Linked DNA regions of Homo sapiens: region 2 is linked to region 1. A link is a loop called in an ENCODE intact Hi-C map of the cell type or tissue named here. Cell type or tissue: IMR-90. All regions are shown on one strand. Links, peaks and the distances in the headings refer to the core of each region. The heading gives the core; the rest is flanking DNA. Region 1 holds the start of SDSL (serine dehydratase like). Region 2 has its middle 8.9 kb from the start of DTX1.

Evidence for each region. A loop is a pair of places that touch in the nucleus more often than their neighbours do. Peaks named below come from ENCODE experiments on the same cell type or tissue, not always from the same donor. Only the 100,000 strongest peaks of a DNase experiment are listed, where the experiment ranks them.
Region 2: it touches region 1 in a loop (18-fold over the local background); 9 of 110 quality-filtered maps call a loop at or near these places.

Annotation. Positions count from the first base shown.
Region 1 is chr12:113,419,927-113,429,668 of GRCh38, reverse strand. It overlaps SDSL (serine dehydratase like), which reads right to left and starts at 7,289. Exons shown (of 8, transcript NM_001304993.2): 1 at 7,192-7,289; 2 at 1,513-1,707; 3 at 1,210-1,249; 4 at 370-509. The coding sequence starts at 1,686. In IMR-90, for the core only: a CTCF peak has its summit at 4,143 (motif pointing right); no DNase peak of the experiment used is centred there.
Region 2 is chr12:113,042,986-113,052,727 of GRCh38, reverse strand. No RefSeq gene overlaps it. Among named protein-coding and RNA genes, the nearest start is that of DTX1, 8.9 kb to the left of the region's middle. RefSeq lists an enhancer at 2,562-2,731 and a silencer at 3,800-3,919. In IMR-90, for the core only: a CTCF peak has its summit at 3,893 (motif pointing left); no DNase peak of the experiment used is centred there.

The DNA of each region.
Region 1 (9,742 bases), core at 2,766-5,265:
AATGAGAACTAATGCTGCCATCATCTTGATACTTCTTGTCTTATCTAACAGCAAAAATGTTAAAAGTAGATAATACCAGGTGCTGGTGAGGATATAAGGAGACAGACAGTCTCCTGTTCATCGTCAGCTTCCCATTTGTCTTGGTTCACACATGAGGGGTACTTCTCAGGGTGGGCAGAGGAAAGTTGGGAGATCCCAGCCCTCAACACCCATCCCACCTCATTCCCCCCTCAGCTCAGCTATCCTGAGAGAGGACTGGGTCCCAGCCACAGCTCATCGAAAGGAAAAGGAGACAGGATGTCTTAGGGGTGGGGTGAGGTGAAGGAGAGCAGCCCACCCAGATGGTTCTCCCCTTCCCAGAGCCCTTACCTTTCCAGTCAGCTGAACCTCGGCCCCCTCCCCCTGCAGCCTCTGCACCACCTGCAGGGAGGTGCTCTCGGGGAGCACGATGGTGGCAGGAATGCCCAGCTTCCTAGCAGCATAGGCAGCAGCGATGCCCGCATTACCCCCTGTGCAGAAAGGAGGAAAGGGGCAGTGGGCAGAGCTGATTGGCCTTTGATATGCCTTCCCCTCCCCCTCCATATCCCTTCAGAGTCACTCGTCCCCAACATTCATATGCCCCATTGACTCCTTCCTCCACTCAAGAGGGGGACACATAATTTAGGTTGAGCCAATCAGAACCTAATCCCCCAACCCATGATTGGTTCAAGGATGAAGACGCCACCCAAGCGGGGCCAAAAAAAAAAAACAATTCCAGGATTGAGGCGAGGCATCGAGAAGGGGTGCTCCCTTTTCCCTAGGGTTGGGAGGCTGGTAGGATGCAAGGCTGGAATTCCTGGTGGCCATCTTGCTACCATGAGGCCCACCTAAAAATAAAGCTAATATGCAGGAAAGCAAAGTCCAGAGAAGGAGAGACAGAGAGGAGAGCTCCTGGATCCCCCTGTGCCTGAAAGCCACTTATCCCAAGAATTTTCCATTCTTAGAGCCTGTAGCTTAAACCTATATGAATTGGGTTTCTGGCACTTGCTACCATCATGAGTCCTGAACTATGGGAGAAGGCTAGGATGGGATGTACACAGTAGTCATCTCATCAATGACCTTGATGAGGCTGGGCCTTTAAGAGGAGACCAACCCTGGATGTGTACTGCCGCTCCAGCCTATTCCTCCTCCCCCAACCTCTGCCCATGAAACAAAAAAAGGTGGGGTCACCTGAGGAGCACACCAGGTGTCTGCATCCCTTCTTGGCCATCTGGGAAGAGAAGGAATGGGGTTAGCGGCTAACCCAAGCAGGTGTCATGAAGGCCTATGTGGAATGGCGTTAGAGTCTCCCCATCCCACTCCCAATACGCCTTTACCCCTCATCCTGCCCACAGCCCTGCCCTTACCTTTCCCCTCCCATCTGCACGAGTTCATGTTTCCCCTCCTGCCCGAACCCGTCCCCAGCCCACACCCCTCACTCTTCCCTCCCTCCTGCACAACCTCACTTCTCCCCTCCTTCCCACACACCCTCACCTCCTGGCAGAAATGCCCAATGCCCCGAATCTTGAAGGAGCCGCTGGGCTGCACATTCTCACACTTGAGGAAGACAGGCATGCCCGCCACCTGGGACAGCGCCCAGCTCTCCAACAGAGGTGTGACCACGTGAAAGGGCTCCTGCTTGGCATGCTCTGCCACAGGGCCGTCCATTCTGGAGACCAGGTAGACAGCCTGCAGGAGGACACAAAGTCACCACCCAGGCAGTCCCCATCAAGAGTTCCCTTAACCAGGACAGGGAGGGGAAGGTGGAGAAAGCCCTTGGCTTAGGTGCCCTTCACTTCATCCAGCTGCTGAGCTGTGAGACCCCCATCAAGTATCTGTGACTCTCTGGGCCTCAGTTTCCCCATCTGGTCAAAGAAGTTTGGCCTGGGGTCCTTTCATTCCATAAGTGTGGCTGTGCTGGGGATGTAGAAAGTGGCCAATATATGGTGAGAAATGAATGAGAGAGTGGGAGAATTCATTCCTCAGTCAAAAAATACTTATTCAGCACCTACTATGTGCCAGGCATTTCCAGGTTTGGGGACCCACGAGTCATAAAAAACCTCCCACTAGGAAAAGTCACAGAATTTCAAATAGGAGTGACTTGCAGAGGGTATGGGGTGTTATTTTAGCAAAAGCAATCATGAAAGACATCTCTCAGGAGGAAAACTTTGTAAAAACGTTTGTTATGGAAAATGTAAACATAGCAAAAGTATTGAGAACTGTATAAAGACCTTCAGCTGGCAGGGGCACAGCGGCTCACGCCTGTAATCCCAGCATTTTGGGAGGCCAAGGCAGGCAGATCACTTGAGGTCAGGAGTTCGAGACCAGCCTGGCCAACAAGGTAAAACCCTGTCTCTACTAAAAATACAAAAATTAGCCAGGCATGATGGTACACACACTTGTAATTCCAGCTACTCAGAAGGCTGAGGCAGGAGAATCACTTGAACCTGGGAGGCGGAGGTTGCAGTGAGCCAAGGTTGTGCCACTGCACTCCAGCCTGGGTGACAGATCGAGACTCCGTCTCAAAAACAAACAAACAAACAAAAACCCTTCAGCTTCAGCAATCAACTCATGGTCTAACTCGCTCCCCTATCGGTGCCCACTCCCCCTTCCTGTGTCATTATTTACCCCTTAATTACTATTATTCTTTTATATTATTTCACCTGTAAATATTTCAGCATGTCTCTCTGGAGGTAAAGAACTTGTGTTTTTGAGACAGAGTCTCACTCTGTCACCCAGGCTGGAGTGCAGTACTGTAATCACAGCTCTCTGCAGCCTCGACCTCTCAGGCTCAAGCAGTCCTCCCACCTCAGCCTCCTGAGTAGCTGGGACTACAGGCACACATCACCACGTCTGGCTAATTTTTGTACTTTTTTGTAGAGATAGGGTCTCACTATGTTGCCCAGGCTGGTCTCAAACTCCTAGGCTCAAGGGATCCTCCTGCCCCAGCCTCCCAAACTGCTGGGATTACAGGCGCGAGTCACTGCATCTGGCCTAAGAACTCCTTTTTTATATGTAACCATATGGTTTCATGACTGTACATACATTTGTTCAAACACATTGAATTCTATACTTAAAGTGGGCTAATTTTATTTTATGTAAATTATACCTCACTGAGGCTAATTTTTTTAAAAATGTAATCACAATACTATGATCACATCTAAAAATATAATTTTTTCATATCATCAAATATCTGTTAATTGTTCACATTTCAAATCATCCCATTAAATATGATCAGTGGCTGATTCTGTGGTTGGTTGTGGTTTGGGGTTTTTCACGGTTTGAATCAGGATGCAAATCAGATCCGTGCATTTTGATTGGCTGAGGGGTCTTTTAACTCTGCCTCCATCTGTACGTTCTTGAAAGGGGAACTTTGAAATGGATGACAGGAAGAGAGCCAAGAGGAAAAGTTCCTACAGAGAACAGCAGCCAGGACCACCTCGAGGGAGAAATGCACTTTGGGGTGCCGCGGATGCAGACAGAAGGGGTTTGGGGCAGGAGGTGAGGGTAGGGGGTGAGGGCGGAGATGTGGACAAGGGTGCCAGCAGGGGGTTCCCGCCCACGGAGAGGAGTTTGGTTGTTATTCAAATTCTACCTGCAATGGAAAGCCATTGGGAGGTGGTGGTGGAGGTGGTGGTGGTGTTGGTGGTGGTCGTGGTGTTTTGAAAGGGAGTCTCGCTCTTGCCCAGGCTGGAGTGCAGTGGTGCAATCTCTGCTCACTGCACCCTCTGCCTCCCGGGTTCAAGCGATTCTCCTGCCTCAGCCTCCCGAGTAACTGGGACCACAGGCACACGTCACCACGCCTGATTAATTTTTTGTATTTTTTGTAGAGACGGGGTTTCACCATGTTGGCTGGTCTCAAACTCCTGAGCTCAAGTGATCTGCCCACCTCGGCCTCCCGAAGTGCTGGGACTACATCCGTGAGCCACCGCGCTCAGCCCTTTGAGAGGTTTGAAGCCGAGGAGCTGTGTGTGAATGGACCAGTGGGTAAGGACGAAAAGAAGAGATGGAGGAAATGAGAGGGAGGAAAAATAGTAGAGAAAAAAAAAGGAAAAAATACAGCCAGCTCCTCTTGTCCCAGGCAGAAAAGCACTGGGCCGGTCCCCACCATTCCATTATTGGCCGCTAGGGGGGGCGCTGCAACTTCCCCTGCCCACTCACAAACCTAACCTTCTTGTCCACCCTTAAGTCATGGCTGGGGTTCCAAGATCAGAGAGATCAGGGTCTCTTGGCCCTGAGTTTGACCCCACGCCCTTGTCAGAATAGCCTTGAGAATCCTCAGGGCCCCCTCGGGCAGGGCACAGCCTGAGCCACCTCTTCCCAGTCCCACCCAGGGCACCTCTCAGCTTCGGGCATCAGGGGAAAGAAGCCCATGGGTCATCACTGATCCCCAAATGCCGCATACCCCAGCCTAGGCCTCAGCTCAACCCTGGACCCCAAGAGCACAGGCTTTGGGGTCGACCAGAAGCAAAAGTTAGAAACCAGCTCCGACTTCCTGGCTGTGTGACCCAAACAAGTGTCACAACCTCTCTGTGCCTGTTTCCCCTTCTCTAAAATGGGGATAAAAACAGTCCCCAACTCACAGGTTGTGGTGTAAGTTAATAAGAATAACATTGGCCAGGTGCAGTGGCTCATGCCTATAATCCCAGCACTTTGGGAGGCTGAGGCGGGTGGATCCCTTGAGGTCAGGAGTTCAAGACCAGCGTGGCCAACATGGTGAAACCCCGTCTCTACTAAAAATACAAAAATTAGCCGGGTGTGGTGGTGCACACCTGTAGTCCCAGCTACTTGGGAGGCTGAGGTGGGAGAATTGCTTGAACCTGGGAGGTGGAGATTGCAGTGAGCCAAGATCTCACCACTGTTCTCCAGCCTGGGCAACAGAGTGAGACTGTCTTTAAAAAAAAAAAAAGAGAGAGAGAGAGAATAACATCTGTCATTTGTTGAGTCCCTATTATGTGCCAGTCATCAGCTGAGTCCTCTGGAGACGTTATCTCACTGATACCTTGTGTCATGCTTTGAGCATGGTGACCTGCTTACCCTTACTTTAGCATGTTTACAGGGCACCTACAAGATGCAGGCCCTGACCTAGCAACAGGGGATACCACTGTGGACAAGATAGACATCAACCTTGGAGCTGAATTATAGCCTGATGAGATGGGCACTTAACAAATAACTGCATAGACAAACAAAATAATCAGAAATGTTGAAAACTTCTAAGAGGGAAACACGCATATAGGGAGTCCTAAAGAGAAGAACAAGGGGACCTACTTTGGGTATGGAGGTCAGGAAAGACCTCTTAGAGGAAGTGACCATTAAAACTAAGAACTGAGACAGGGCGCGGTGGCTCATGCCTGTAATCCCAGCACTTTGTGAGGCAGAGGCAGGCGGATCACCTGAGGTCAAGAGTTCAAGACCAGTCTGGCCAACATGGAGAAACCCCGTCTCTACTAAAAATACAAAATTAGCCGGGCATGGTGGCGCATGCCTGTAATCCCAGCTACTCGGGAGGCTGAGGCAGGAGAATTGCTTGAACCTGAGAGGCGAGGTTGCGGTGAGGCGAGGTTGCAGTGAGCCGAGATCGCGCCATTGCACTCCAGCCTAGAGAGTAAGAGGGAAACTCTGTCTCAAAAAAAATAATAAAAAATTAAAAATTAGACCCGAAAAATGAGAACCAACCAACCACACAACAAACTGCAAGAAGAGCGTGTACATGGCAGGACTATTGTGAGGATTCAATGAGCCTGCATGGTAAGGGCACCCATGTTGGGTGTCTGTCCACTTGGAATTGGGTCTCTCTTCCTTTTTGGTGAAATCCCCAGATTTTTCCCCTGGGGATCCTGGGATTGTCAGGATGAACTCCCCCTACTCCATAATCCTTCCGCTTTCTTGTTTTTTTGGTGTTTGTTTTAGAGACAAGGTCTCACTCTGTTGCCTGGGCTGGAGTGCAGTGGCACGATCATGGCTCACTGTAACCTTGAAGTCCCGGGCTCAAGCAATCCTCCCACCTCAGCTTCCTGAGTAGCTGGAACTGTAGACATGCACCACTGTATCCGGCTGATATTTTAATTTTTATAGAGATGCAGTTTTGCTGAGTTGTCCAGGCTGGTCTTGAACTCCTGGCCTCAGGTAAATCTCTTGTCTCTGCCTCTCAAAACACTAGGATAACAGGTGTGAGCCACCTGTTGGCTCACAACAGATGAGTCATTAACTCACCATTGACTCCATTTTATAAACAGTGAACCTGAGGTCCAGAGAGATTAAGTAACTTATCCAAGTTCACACAGTTAGAAACAGCATAGCCAGAATTCACACCAGGCAGTGTCTTTGGCATCTGTGCTATTAACCGCGATGCTATACTTTCTCTAATATACTAGTGTTATCGTTACTATTATGAAAGCTGCATGCATTTAATATTTATTGCCAATTGTCCTTTGGAACCAAATGCTCCTGGCTCAGTTTCCAGGCTTCCCCAGCCCTCTTGGTTATACTGACTCACAAGAGGACAGCAGGCATCAGTTAAATGAAAAAGCCCCAAGTTGCCAACAGCCTTATCAACCCCAGACCCCATCAGGCACCTGAGGTCTGGGACTGAGCTGTCTTGGCCCAGGGACACACACCTCTTGTCCCGTATGGCAGCCACCAGGGCTGAAATGGGGGACCTGGGTCTCCCTGCTGTGGAATAACCCAGGGGAAAGCAGGGGGCTCAGGCTCAGGTCCCAGTCATGCCAACCTTGGCCAAGTCACTTTTGTCACTGGGCCTTACCTGTCACATCTATGAGTTGAGGTAAGGACCACCAGTGCTGTCCACCTCACTTGTCCCCAAAGCCTTTCCCCAGAGGCCACCTTGGTGGCACTCCACAGCCAAATCCCTGGTGCCAGGGCTGGGACACCTCGGGCTGGCCCCTTGGCTGGCAGAATGCCCAACCCTGCCCCTCTGGCAGGCAGAACCCACTCTCGCCCTTCAGGGTCCCCAGCACAACACTTTCTTCTGCAGGGCACCCTGAATTCAATCGACATTCCCAGGAGGGCCTAGAACACGCTCAGGCCCTCTCACTCCCACCTGCTCAGCTTGGACTTTGCCCAAAGCCTCCCAAACTCCTGCAGCCTCTCATCAGCCTCTCATTCACACACACACTGAGCCCCAGGGGCCCCAGCTGGCCCCAGACCCCTTACCTCCCTGCCCAACTATCCCAGACCAGCGTGGCCCCAGCTCCTGCCCTCCAGCCTGCCAGGGAACCAGCTCTTTCCAGGAACCGGCTCTGTCCAGCTTCAGGCAGCTTCCGGCAACCTTGGTCCCTCCTCCTTTGTTAAAGAGAAAGCTCCAGACCCTAAGCCTCCGGGTGAAGACGGAGGAGGAGAGGGGATGAGAGCAACCCTCACCGCTTTCCCGGGCACTGCCTATGACTCATGCACCACCCTGTCTCATTTGACAGATGAGCAAACTGAAACTCAGAAAAGGGAACTTATTTGGCCAAAGCTTCCCAGACAGCAAGGGGCAGAGACAGCCTTTACCCCTGGCCCTGGGCCATCTCTTCCGGGATGCAGGCATCTCCATGTCTTCTCATTTTAGGTCTAGTGATTGTCCCGGATGCTGAACCACTGTTGGGGTCAGCTTAGGTCTGGGATGGGAAAACAAGGACAAGGGAACTTTTTTTTTTTGAGACACAGTTTCATTCTTGTCCCCCAGGCTGGAGTGCAATGGTGCGATCTCGGCTCACTGTTACCTCCGCCTCCTGGATTCAAGCGATTCTCCCACTTCAGCCTCCCAAGTAGCCAGGTTTACAGGCACCCACCACCACGCCAGCTAATTTTTGTATTTTTAGTAGGGACAGGGTTTGACCATGTTGGCCAGGCCAGTCTCGAACTCCTGTCCTCAGGTGATCTGCTTGCCTCTGCCTCCCAAAGTGCTGGGATTACAGGCGTGAGCCACTGCACCTGGCCAAGGAAACAATTATTATAATTATTATTTGTGACATGGGAAAGGTATATTTTTGTCTGAAGCACCTCTCCGTCTCGGATATTTTACACGCAGCATGAGAACCCAAGCAATTATTTGCTACTCAGATGAATGACTGACCATTCATTCATTCATTAAATGTTTATTGGACACCTACTATGTGCCAATCCCTGGAACTTTGGCCTCAAACAAAATAGCATGTCCTCTGCCTTCACAAAGCCCTTAGAGAGGGCCATTAGAGAGCACTTATTAGTGCTATCAGATGTTAGCAGCTGGCAGGGTGGGGCAGGGCTGTGGAACCCAGAGCAGGCACCCCGCCTGGCCCTGGGGGGCTGGGGAGGCTTCCTGGAGGAGGGGAAGTCTGAGTGGAGCCAGGAGTCAGGCACAGGGAGTGCAAAGGTCTGGAAATGAAAAACATGATATATTCCAGGGTCAGGGTAGTATCCAGTGGGGCTGGGAGGGAGAAGGCAGGGGTGGGGAAGCAAGTGGGGTTGAGGCTGGAGATGTGGGCAGAGATCAGAGTCCACAGGGATGCCTGTACCAATCCAGAGTTTGGACCTTACCCAGGGGCACTAGGGAGCCACAGAAGGCTTTAGGTGGGGGGAATGACATGGTCAAATTCATGTCTTGTCTCTGCACCATCTCACTGGGTGAACCTGAGCAGCTCGTGCCCATCTCTGGGCCTCAGTTTCCCTATGTGGAAAGTGGGAACAGGAAGACCTGGCATCACAGATGTTGTGTGTCCTTCTTGGGCTGTTTCTGATCTCCCCAGGTTTGATGATTAACTCCCAGCCACTTGGGGTTAGATGGAGCTGCTTGGCCGTGATCCTTAATGTGGACTCTGGCAAGTTTCTACCCATCCTCGCTTTAGACACACATCCATCCTTGTTGGGTGCCTTGTCCTGGACTGGGTACTGGGGACACAGAGGTGATAAAATCCAGTTTGTGCCTTGAAGTGGCCCCCAGCATGGAGGGGAGAGGAAGACACCCAATTCGGTAGCAACAATAACACTTCCTAAGATGACAGAGGGCAGAAAGTCCCCATAGGGTAGCTGGGGATGGGGCAAGATCAGGGAGGGCTTCTTGAAGTAGGCAGAGACTCAGCACACAGCTCAGACTTTGACAAGAAGCAGACTAGCTGCATTTAGTGCATGTCTACTGTACACCAACACGTGCATGCTGTCCAGCGTAACCCACACTGTTTATTTGTTTGTTTGTTTGTTTGTTTGTTTGTTTTACAAACGAGGTCTCACTGTGCTGCCCAGGCTGATCTTGAACTCCTGACCTCAAGCAATCCTCCTACCTTAGCCTCCCAAAATGCTCGGATTACAGGCAACAGCCACTGCGCCCAGCCCCCAAAGGTTTTTTAATAGTTGGCAATCTATTTCTGTGTGCATTAGGAAAGATGTGTGTATGTATGTAGGTATATATATATGTGTATACATATGTATGTGTATGTACATATAAAATATCAGACCCATAGTTTCATGGATATGATGGCTTAGGAAGAAGCTAAGGTAGGTATTAAAGTTTAAAAATGGAGCCTCTTTAAAAAATATATTAATTGGCCAGGCATGGTGGCTCATGCCTGTAATCCCAGCACTTTGGGATGCCGAGGCAGCTGGATCACCTGAGGTCAGGAGTTTGAGCGTGGCCAATGTAGTGAAACCCCATCACTACTAAAAATACAAAAAGCTAGCTGGACATGGTGGTGGGCGCCTGTAATCTCAGCTACTCGGGAGGCTGAGACAGGAGAATCACTTGAAC
Region 2 (9,742 bases), core at 2,653-5,152, 380 kb after region 1:
AAGGGGACACAAAACAAGATGAGTAACACTGAAGACCGTATTAGGGGCATGTGCATTAGGGTATGAGCCCTGGGAGACACATGCCACCCCTGTCCCCAGCCTGTGGAGCCGAGTGAGTTAGGCTTTTTTGAGCCCTTCTCTCCAGCCCTCTACATTCTTCTGTGCAGACCAGCTGTGACCTCCCCTTCAGCAGTTGAGAAAAAGTTTAAGTGGAAAACAGGAAACAGAGTGAGAAGGACTGTTTGGGTGTCTCTGGGGACTGAAATGGGGCCCCTGGAAGTCAGAGTGTTCCTTGGGCCTGTAGGACACTGGTGGGGTGCGAGTGGTGAAAGGTCTTTTGCTGCCTGCTGAGAATGGGCAGTAGAATTGGAGAAGCCTCAGAAGGGTGACATCCACAGCCGGCTTTGCTTAGCGAGGAGGGTCTGCAGGCCCAAGGTTAAGGTGGGCACTGCTCTCGTGGCCATGTGTGCAGGTCATGGTTCCTGGGAGCAGTGTCTCCCCATCACCAGGCAGAGGCTGGTTCCAGGTGAGCACAGATTCATCCCAGGGTCTTGCTCTGAAATTCACATACAGCCGGAGTTGAAAGCAGCTTGAGCATCTATGGGCGAGATGGTGAGATGAACGCCCTCCCCACCCCAGAGCACTGGGTCCCACCCTGGATTCATGTGAGAATCTCCTGCAGAGTGCATACAAATTACCCATGTCCAAGCCCCACCCTCAGAAACTGATGTAGTTGGCTGGGGGGTCCAGGTATTTGTAGGCTTTGGCCAATGGTTCTTTCCCTGGATTTAAGGGATTAAAACTGAGAGATGGTTGTCAACCTGTCTCTAGGTAGTTGGGCTAATCATATGTGATATTGCGAGCTTTTAGGGCCCATTTAGAGCCATCCATTTATTCATCTAATCAGATGATGTTTACTGAGCACCTGCTATGTGCCAGATACCATTCTAGGCACTGAAGATACAATGATGAATAAAAGACATAAAACGCTTGCTCTCCTAGAAGCTGACCTTCTAGGTGGCAGGAGAGAAAAAGTAAATAAATGCACAAATATAGAGTGCATCTTGTAATGTAAGTGCAGTGGAGAAAAATTAAGCCCTCTTAGACATTACTGGTGGGGACGTGACTTGGTGCAACCATGTTGGAAAACAGCCCGGCTTTATCTCTGATAGTTAAGCACATATACACCCCATGGTCCAGCAATTCTACTCTGGAGTATGGACCTTGGAGAAATTCTTGCCCATTCACAGCAGGAGTCCCATAGAAGGATGTTTATAGCAGCTCTGTTCACAGTGGTCAAAGCTGGGAAATAACCCAAATGCCCATCTGGAGAGAACAAATGAATAAATTATGGTTTAATTCCCACGATGAAATATTACGCAGCACTCAATACGAAGGAACTATACAGCCACACGCCGTAATATGGATGGATCTTTGAAATAGAATATTCAATGAAAAATGTCCTGTTACATAAACATGATTCCCTTTTTATAAAGTCAACGGCAACTAAAATTATGGGCACACATATGCGATAATAAACTGTATGAAGGGAAACAAGGGAAGAATAAATACAGGATTTAGGATGAGGATTAAGAGGGCAACGTGGCGCCACAGGTTGGGGGGCCATATGGTAAGATGTAAATCACTGTCAAGATCCTAGCTTTTGTTTGGGTAGTGGTTTCACAGGTGTTTATTACATTCTTCTTCTTTTTCAAGAGACAGGGTCTCGCTCGATCGCTCAGGTTTCAGTGCAGTGGTGCGATCACAGCACTCTGCAGCCTCCAGTTCCTGGGCTCAAGCAATTCTCCTGCCTCAGCTGGGGCTACGGAAATGTACCACCATACTTAATTATTTCATTTTATTTTTGTAGAGACAAGGTCTCCCTTTGTTGCCCAGGCTGGTCTTGAACTCCTGGGCTCAAGTGATCCTCCTGCCTTGGCCTCCCAAAGTGCCGGGATTACAGGTGTGAGCCACTGTGCCCAGCCATTCTTAAAATTAACCAGTTAATTAAAAGCTGATGAGAGCATTATTAACCCCCTTTTTTGTGGACCAAGATTAAAGAAATAAGCGAGTAAGCAGGGAGGGGCTAGATCATCCAGATCGTGCTCAGGGTGGAGATATGATTGCCGTTTTTTCTGTTTTTGAGACAGGGTCTTGCTCTGTTGCCCAGGCTGGAGTGCAGAGGCACAATCACAACTCACTGCAGCCTCAACCTCACTTGCTCAATTGACCCTTCCATCTCAGCCTCCCAAGTAGCTAGGACTACAGGTGTGCACCACCACACCTGGCTAATTTTTGTATATTTTGTAGAGACGGGGTTTGGCCATGTTGTCCAGACTGGGGTTGCAACTTTAATCAGCTTGTCAGGGAAGGTACTACCCAGGTGACATCTGAGCCATGACTTGAAGGAGAGTAGCGAATAAGGGGAGATCTGAGGAAGAGGGTACTGGGTAGAGGGCACAGCAGGTACGAAGGCCGCTAGGTGGCAGGGTGCTTGACATGCTGTAGGAATGGCAGGGAGGTCAGTGGGCTGGAGGAAGTGAGTGCAGCCATGTGAGAAGCAGGCGTAGGGAGGGAGAGAGATGGAGACACGGGGGAGAAGAGAGGGAGAATGTTTCCTGCGTTTCCCAAGGGGTTCTTCCCAGCGACTGGCTATTCAACTTTTCCTTAGGTTCCATGAGGCACCCCAGTTTCCTTGAGGTGGTTTAATGGGGTTTCTATTACTTGTAAGCCAGTGAGTCCTACCTGGTGAAATCACTGGCCCTGTGGCCAGAAGATCATGGTGTGAGTTTCTTCAAGAAAGATTTCTTAAGAGAAACTGCAAACTGGAGGGTTGGTGCTCGCACAGCAGAAGCCCCTGGGAGATGGAAGGGGACCCAGGCGGCATCGGCTAAGGGGTATGGAATAGCAGTTAGCCCATTCATGGAGTGATTTCTAGGTACAGGGATTTTATTACACTCTTCTTTTCTTTTGAGACAGGGTCTCGCTCTGTCACTCAGACTGGAGTGCAGTGGCATGATCTCAGCTCACTGCAACTTCCTCCACCCAGGTTCAAGTGATTCTCTTGCCTCAGCCTCCCAAGTAGCTGGGATTACAGGCATGAGCCACCATGCCTGGCTAATTTTTGTATGTTTAGTAGAGACAGGGTTTCACCATGTTGGCCAGGCTGTTCTCAAACTCCTGACCTTAAGTGATCCACCTCGGCATCCCAAAGTGCTGGGATTACAACCCTGAGCCACCTTATTATGCTCTTTTAATCCTCCCAACAACTCTGACAGGCATTATTACAGATTTTACAGGTGGGGAAACTGAGGCAGTAGAGGTTGTGGCATACACAGTGAGTATTTGAGCCTGAAAACCCCAGGTCTGGCTGACCTCGGAGCTCTTGCACCTGGGATATGAGGTGTCTGATCTATTTCCATTGTGGTGTCCCTTTGTCTTTGGGGACCACAGTTTCTCTCCTTTATAGTGTGGGTGGGTGGGTCCTTGCCTCCTGTCCTCTCTTCCCCAGCTCCTGGGCCATCGAGAAGGCCTATGAGCAGCCAGGCGAAGTGGGAACACTCAATCTGGAATTCGCTGTGTCTCCAACGTGGAGAGAAGGAACCCAGAGAAAGAACGGGGTTTAGAGTTAGTGTGGCCTGGGGTGTGGTGGAAGTTTAGTGTGGCTAGGGGACTAAGAGAGGGAGTTGGGGGGAGGTGTGTTTGTGTGTGTGTGTGTGTGTGTGTGTGTGTGTGTGTTGCTTATGCAGAGCTGGTTCATTTGGGGAAGGGTGGGGGGAGCAGAAAAGAGAGAGGAACCCTAGACCTTTTCCTCCCTGTACAAATCAACCGCCTGAGTCCAGCAGGCAGGGCCGGGAAATGAAATGGGAGCGTGTGTATAGAACGCCCCCTAGTGGTCTATTTTGGTCCCTCGTTCTAATGCTGGAGACATTTCCAGATAATTTATTTTTAATTTTTTTGTTGCAGTAAACATGCATACCATAAAATTTACCATCTCAATTCTATCTAAGCTAAGTGTTAAGCATATACACATTGTCTTACAACCGATTTCTGTACTTTTTCATCTTGCAAAACTGAAACTGTACCCTTTAAACAAGAATTTTCCCATTTTCCCCTCCCTCCAGGCTGTAGCACCCACTGTTCTACTTTCTGTCTCTAAGAACTTGACTAGTCCAGTACCTCCTATAAGTGGAAGCATGCAGTGTTTGCCTTTTTGTGCCTGGCTTATTTCACTGAGCGTAATGTCCTCAAGGTTTCCCCATGTTGTAGCTGTGTCGGGATTCTCTTCCTATTTAGGGCGAAGCATATTCCACTGTAGGTATAGACCACATTTTGTTATCTATTTGTTATCTGTTCATCTGTCAGTGGACCCTTGAGTTGCTTCTACCTGTTGGTCATTGTGAATAGAGCTGTTATGAGTATGGGTGTACAAATATCTCTTCCAGACTTTGTTGTCACTTCTTTTGGGTGTATCCCCAGAAGCGAGATTGCTGGATCATATGTGCTAGACTGAACTCCCCGCTCCCCTTTTCATATGTTGAAGCCCTCACCTGCAATGTGACTGTATTTGGAGATAGGGCTTTTAGGAGGTAATTAAGATCATAAGGGGCTGGGCGCTGTGGCTCACGCCTGTAATCTCAGCACTTTGGGAGGCAGAGATGGATAGATCACTTGAGGTCAGGATTCGAGACCAGGCTGGACCAACATGGTGAAACCTCGTCTCTACTAAAAATACAAAAATTAGCCAGGTGTGGTGGCACGCTCCTGTAGTGCCAGCTTCTCCGGAGGCTGAGGCAAGAGAATCCCTTGAACCCTGGAGAGAGAGGTTGCAGTGAGCCAAGATCGCGCCACTGCACTCCAGCCTGGGTGACAGAGTGAGACTCCTTTTCAAAAGAAAAAAAAATCAAAAGGGGTCATAAGGATGGAGTACTAACTTGATAAAAATGGGTAGCCTTATAAGAAGAGGAGAGACAGGGATCTCTCTTTCTCCTTCCCTGTGCATACAGGCAATGAGGAATGGCTGTGTGAGGGAGTATCAAGAAGACAGCAGCCTGTAAGCCAGGGATGGGGGTCTCACAAGAACCAGACCATGCTGGCACCCTGATCCCAAACTTCCAGCCTCCAGAACTGTCGGAAGTAAATTTCTGTTGTTTAAGCCACCAGTCTATGATATTTTCTTTTCTCTTTTCTTTTCTTTTCTTTCTTTCTTTCTTTCTTTCTTTCTTTCTTTCTTTCTTTCTTTCTTTCTTTCTCTCTCTGTCCTTCTTTCTCCTTCCTTCCTTCCTTCCTTCCTTCCTTCCTTCCTTCCTTCCTCCCTCCCTCCCTCCCTCCCTCTCTCTCTTTCTTTCTTTATTTTTTGACAGCCTTGCTTTGTCTCCCAGGCTGGAGTGAAGTGGTGCAACCTTGGTTCACTGCAACCTCCACCCCCCGGGTTCAAGCGATTCTCCTACCTCAGCCTATCAGGTAGCTGGGACTACGGGTGCACGCCAACACGCCCGGCTAATTTTTTGTATTTTTAGTAGAGATAGGGTTTTGCCATGTTGGCCAGGCTGGTCTTGAACTCCTCACCTCAGGTGATCCACTCACCTTGGCCCCCCAAAGTGCCGGGATTACAGGTGTGAGCCACCACACCCGGCCTGATATTTTCTTATGGCAGCCAGAGTGAATACAATATAGTAATTCTATTTTTAATTTTTGAGGAACTGTCATACTGTTCCCAGAGCATTTTACAGGCCCACCGAGAGTACACAGGGTTCCAATGTTTCTACATCCTCACCAACACTTGTTATTTTCTTTCTTTTCTTTTATTAAAATAATAGTAGCCATCTGAGTGGGTTTTCCAGGTAGTTTTTCTCCCAGCCACCAATGAGGCCTCCTGTGTGCCCAACACCAGGCTGAATATGTCACATGCCCAGTGGTTAGTATCATTCCCATTTTACAGATAAGGACACTGTGGTTTGATGGGACAAGTAACTAACTCAGTGTCACCAATGAGTAAGTGCTGCATGCATCACTGGCTCCAAGTTGGATTTCTTGACTCTAAAGTCAAGAATCCTAATGGAAATCCTATTAATCTTGGTGATGATGGTGGTGATGATGACAAGTAGCAATTACAGAGCATTACTCCTGTGACTGGCACTGTCCCCAGCTCCTTACAGACATTTTAATGGATTTAATCCATAACAACCCTATGTGATGTCTACTATTAAGTTCTTCATTTTACAGATGAGGAAACCGAGACATGGAAAACTCAATTTGTTTGTTCAAAGTCATATGGCAACTAAATGGTACAACCAGGATTCTAACCCAATATCCTATTCTGCCTTCCTATGGGCACTGATGGCTAAAGAAAATCCTACCTACCAAAATCTAAATTCCCCCAAAGTAAAAATGAGGGCGACAACCTTTGCTTCAGTGAAAGCATCACCGCCATAATTCTCCTGGCTAAAGGGCTTCATCCTCATGCTGTTTTTGTTGAGGATGTTTTAGTTGAGTTTGAGAGAGCCTCAGATTGACCTGAGATGAACTCTGGGACCCTAGGAGTCAGTGTGTAACCCTGGTCTCCTACGGAAAGCCCCAAATCAAGTTTGAACCCTGGCTCCTTTCCTTTTTTTTTTTTTTTTTGTTAAAAATTTTATTTTAAATTAATTTGGGAGCTTATAGAGAACTTACAAAGAGTACAATAAATTCTTTATACCTTTCACCTGGATTCCTCAAATGTTAACCTTATATTTGATTTCTTCCTCTTCCTCCTCCTCCCCCTTCTCCTCCTCCTCTTCTTCCTCCTCCTCTTCTTCTTCCTCCTCCTCCTGCTTCTTTTCTCTCTCTCTCTCTGTATACACACACACACACACACACACACACACAAACACAATACATGGATATATAAAATTTTCTGAAACATTTGAGGATGAACTGCATACACTATACCACTATACCCCCTAGTGCTTCAATATATGTATTCCCTAATATAAGGAAATTCTTTTACCTGACCACAGTACAATGATCACAATCAGGTAATCAAAATACAATGACCTAATCTATAGCTGTTATTTGTATTTTGCCAATTGTCCCAATAGTGTCCTTTATTGATAGCAAAATAAATAAATAAAAAATCCAGGATCATGCCTAGCACATAGATGGTGCTAGACCATCTATCTCAACCAACATGCCTGTCGAGGCAGAGGCATAAGTGAGCCCAGCTAAGACTGGCACACCTGCTTGGCTGACCTGTAGATTTATGAGAGATAATACCTGGTTGTTGCCTTTAGTCACTTAGTTTTGGGGTGGCTTTTCAAGCAGCAATAGAAATGATAGAGCAGGTGCACTAACCAGGATGCTTGGGCTGCAAATAACAGAAAACCCAACTTAGAGAGGCTTAGACCATGAGGACACTCTTATTCTTCATGAGGAGTCCTTAGGTCAGGAGCATCCCCCCGCCATCCCATCCCAAAGCCATTATATGGGTCAGGGTTTTCCAGAGAATCAGAACCAATAAAATGTGTATCTCTCTCTCTCTGTAGCTTCCTTCCTTCCTTCCTTCTTCCTCCTTTCTTCTTTCCTTTCTCCCTCCCTTGCTTCCTCCATTCTTTCCTTTCTTCCTCTTTCCCCTTTCCTTCTTTCCTTCCTCCCTCCTTCCCCCACTCCCCCTCCTCCTTCCTTTTCCCCCCTCCATCCTTCCCTCCCTCCCTTCCCTTCCCTTCCTTCCTCCCTCCCTCCTTCCCTCCTTCTTTCCTTTCTTTTTCCCACACTCCCTCCCTTCCCTTCCTTTCCTTCCTTCCTCCCTCCCTCCTTCCCTCCTTCTTTCCTTCTTTTCTTTTTCCCACACTCCCTCCCTTCCCTTCCCTTCCCTTCCCTTCCCTTCCCTTCCCTTCCATTCCCTTCTCTTCCCTCCCTTTCTTCCTTCCTTCCTTTCTCCCTCCCTCTCTCCCTCCCTCCTCTCTAGGAATTGAATTACATGATTTCAGAGGCTGGCAAGTCCAAATCTGCAGGACAGGCTGGAGACCCAGGGAAGAGCTGATGCTTCAGCTTGAGTCATAAGCAGTCTGGAGAGATAATTTCTTCTCCCTGCGGGGACCTTGGTCTTTTTCTCCTAAGGCTTTAACTCATTGGCTGAACCCACCCATGCTATGGAGGATAATCGCTGTACTCAAACTCTACTGTTTCATATCTAAAAATACCTTTACACCAACGTCTAGACTGATGATTACCAAACATCTGGGCCCTACAGCCTATCCGAGTTGACTTTTAAAACTAACCATCCCAGCCATCAAAGTTCTTCTGCTTTCCATCCCTGACATGTTGATATTTCAGAATTAGCATTGTCATCTCAAGGTCACAAGATGGCTGCTGAAGCTCCAGAAATCACAACCTCAAACAGCAGCATCCAGAGCAAAAGGGAAGAAGGAAGATTGAAAAGGTCTTTTCGTTTCCTGACCCATCTCTCTCTCTCTCTCTCTCTCTCTCTTTCTCTTTAGAGACAGGGCCTCATTCTGTTGTCCATGCTGGAGTACAGTGGCATCATTATAGCTCACTGCAGCCTCCAGTTCCTAGGTTCAAGCGATCCTCCTGTCTCAGCCTCCCAAGTAGCTGGGACCTACAGGCATGCACCGTCACATCCAGCTAATTAATTTTTTTGTTTGTTTGTAGAGATGGGGTGTGGCTATATTGCTCAGGCTGGTCTGGAACTTCTGGCCTCAAGCAATCCTCCTGCCTTGACCTCCCAAAGCGTTGGGATTACAGGTATAAGCCTGGCTGCATCTCTCTCTTAATAGAAAGACAGTCTTCCTAGAATCTCTTAGCAGAATTCTCTTTATGTTTAATTGGCCAGACTGGGTCACATGTCCCTCCTGACCGTGCACTGGCAAGGAGGCACAGGATGCCAGGATTGGCTTAGACCAAGCAAGACATCCCCTGGGACTGGGTGGAATTTGGGGGGCAAGGTAAAAAGGAGGAATGACTGCTAGGTAGGCAACCAACAGTGTTGGTGCATAATTAATGCTGTTTAAATATTTGGGGAGGGAGCAAATGGACGCCTGAACCTTAGTAGAGATGAAGGTCCCATAGAGGAAGGCACTCGTGGAGGGTTGACTTGGGTCTTCTTAGTGTCAGGCTAATGGTTGGTTTGCCCAGCGCCCTTGAAGATGAACAGGCTATCTGGGGGACTTCACCTTATTAGGTAGGTGGGGTGACCCAGTGGCAGTGGAGGAAGTGGCCGTCACCAGCTGCTGTCCTCTGGGTTGTGACAATCTGATCCTGTCTCACGGCCTCCCAGCCTGGCCTCCAGCCAAGTGGCTGACACCTGGCCAGCCATCTGTCGTCCACCTAGAAGCTAAGTCTGCAGGGGGACACCACAGAGGACACACCAGTAGATTTCCCAGCATGGCGCGGGTGGGGGAAGAGAGGAAGCAGGGAGGGCTCTTCGTCCCAAAGCTAACACCCAGAAAGAGGTCAAGGATATGCGGAAATGGACTTAAAAATTCAATTCTCTTTTATAGCACACTTTCCAAACCTTTACATATTTATTAACTTGTTTAAGTCTCCCCACAGGCAAGGGAGGCAGGGACCACTCTCCTCATTTTTTTCTTCTTTTTTCTTTTTTTTTTTGAGATAGAGTCTTGCTCTGTCACCCAGGCTGGAGTGCAGTGGCGCAGTTTTGGCTCACTGCAATCTCTGCCTCCTGAGTTCAAGCGATTCTCCTGCTTCAGCCTCCTGAGTAACTGGCGTTACAGGCACATGCCAC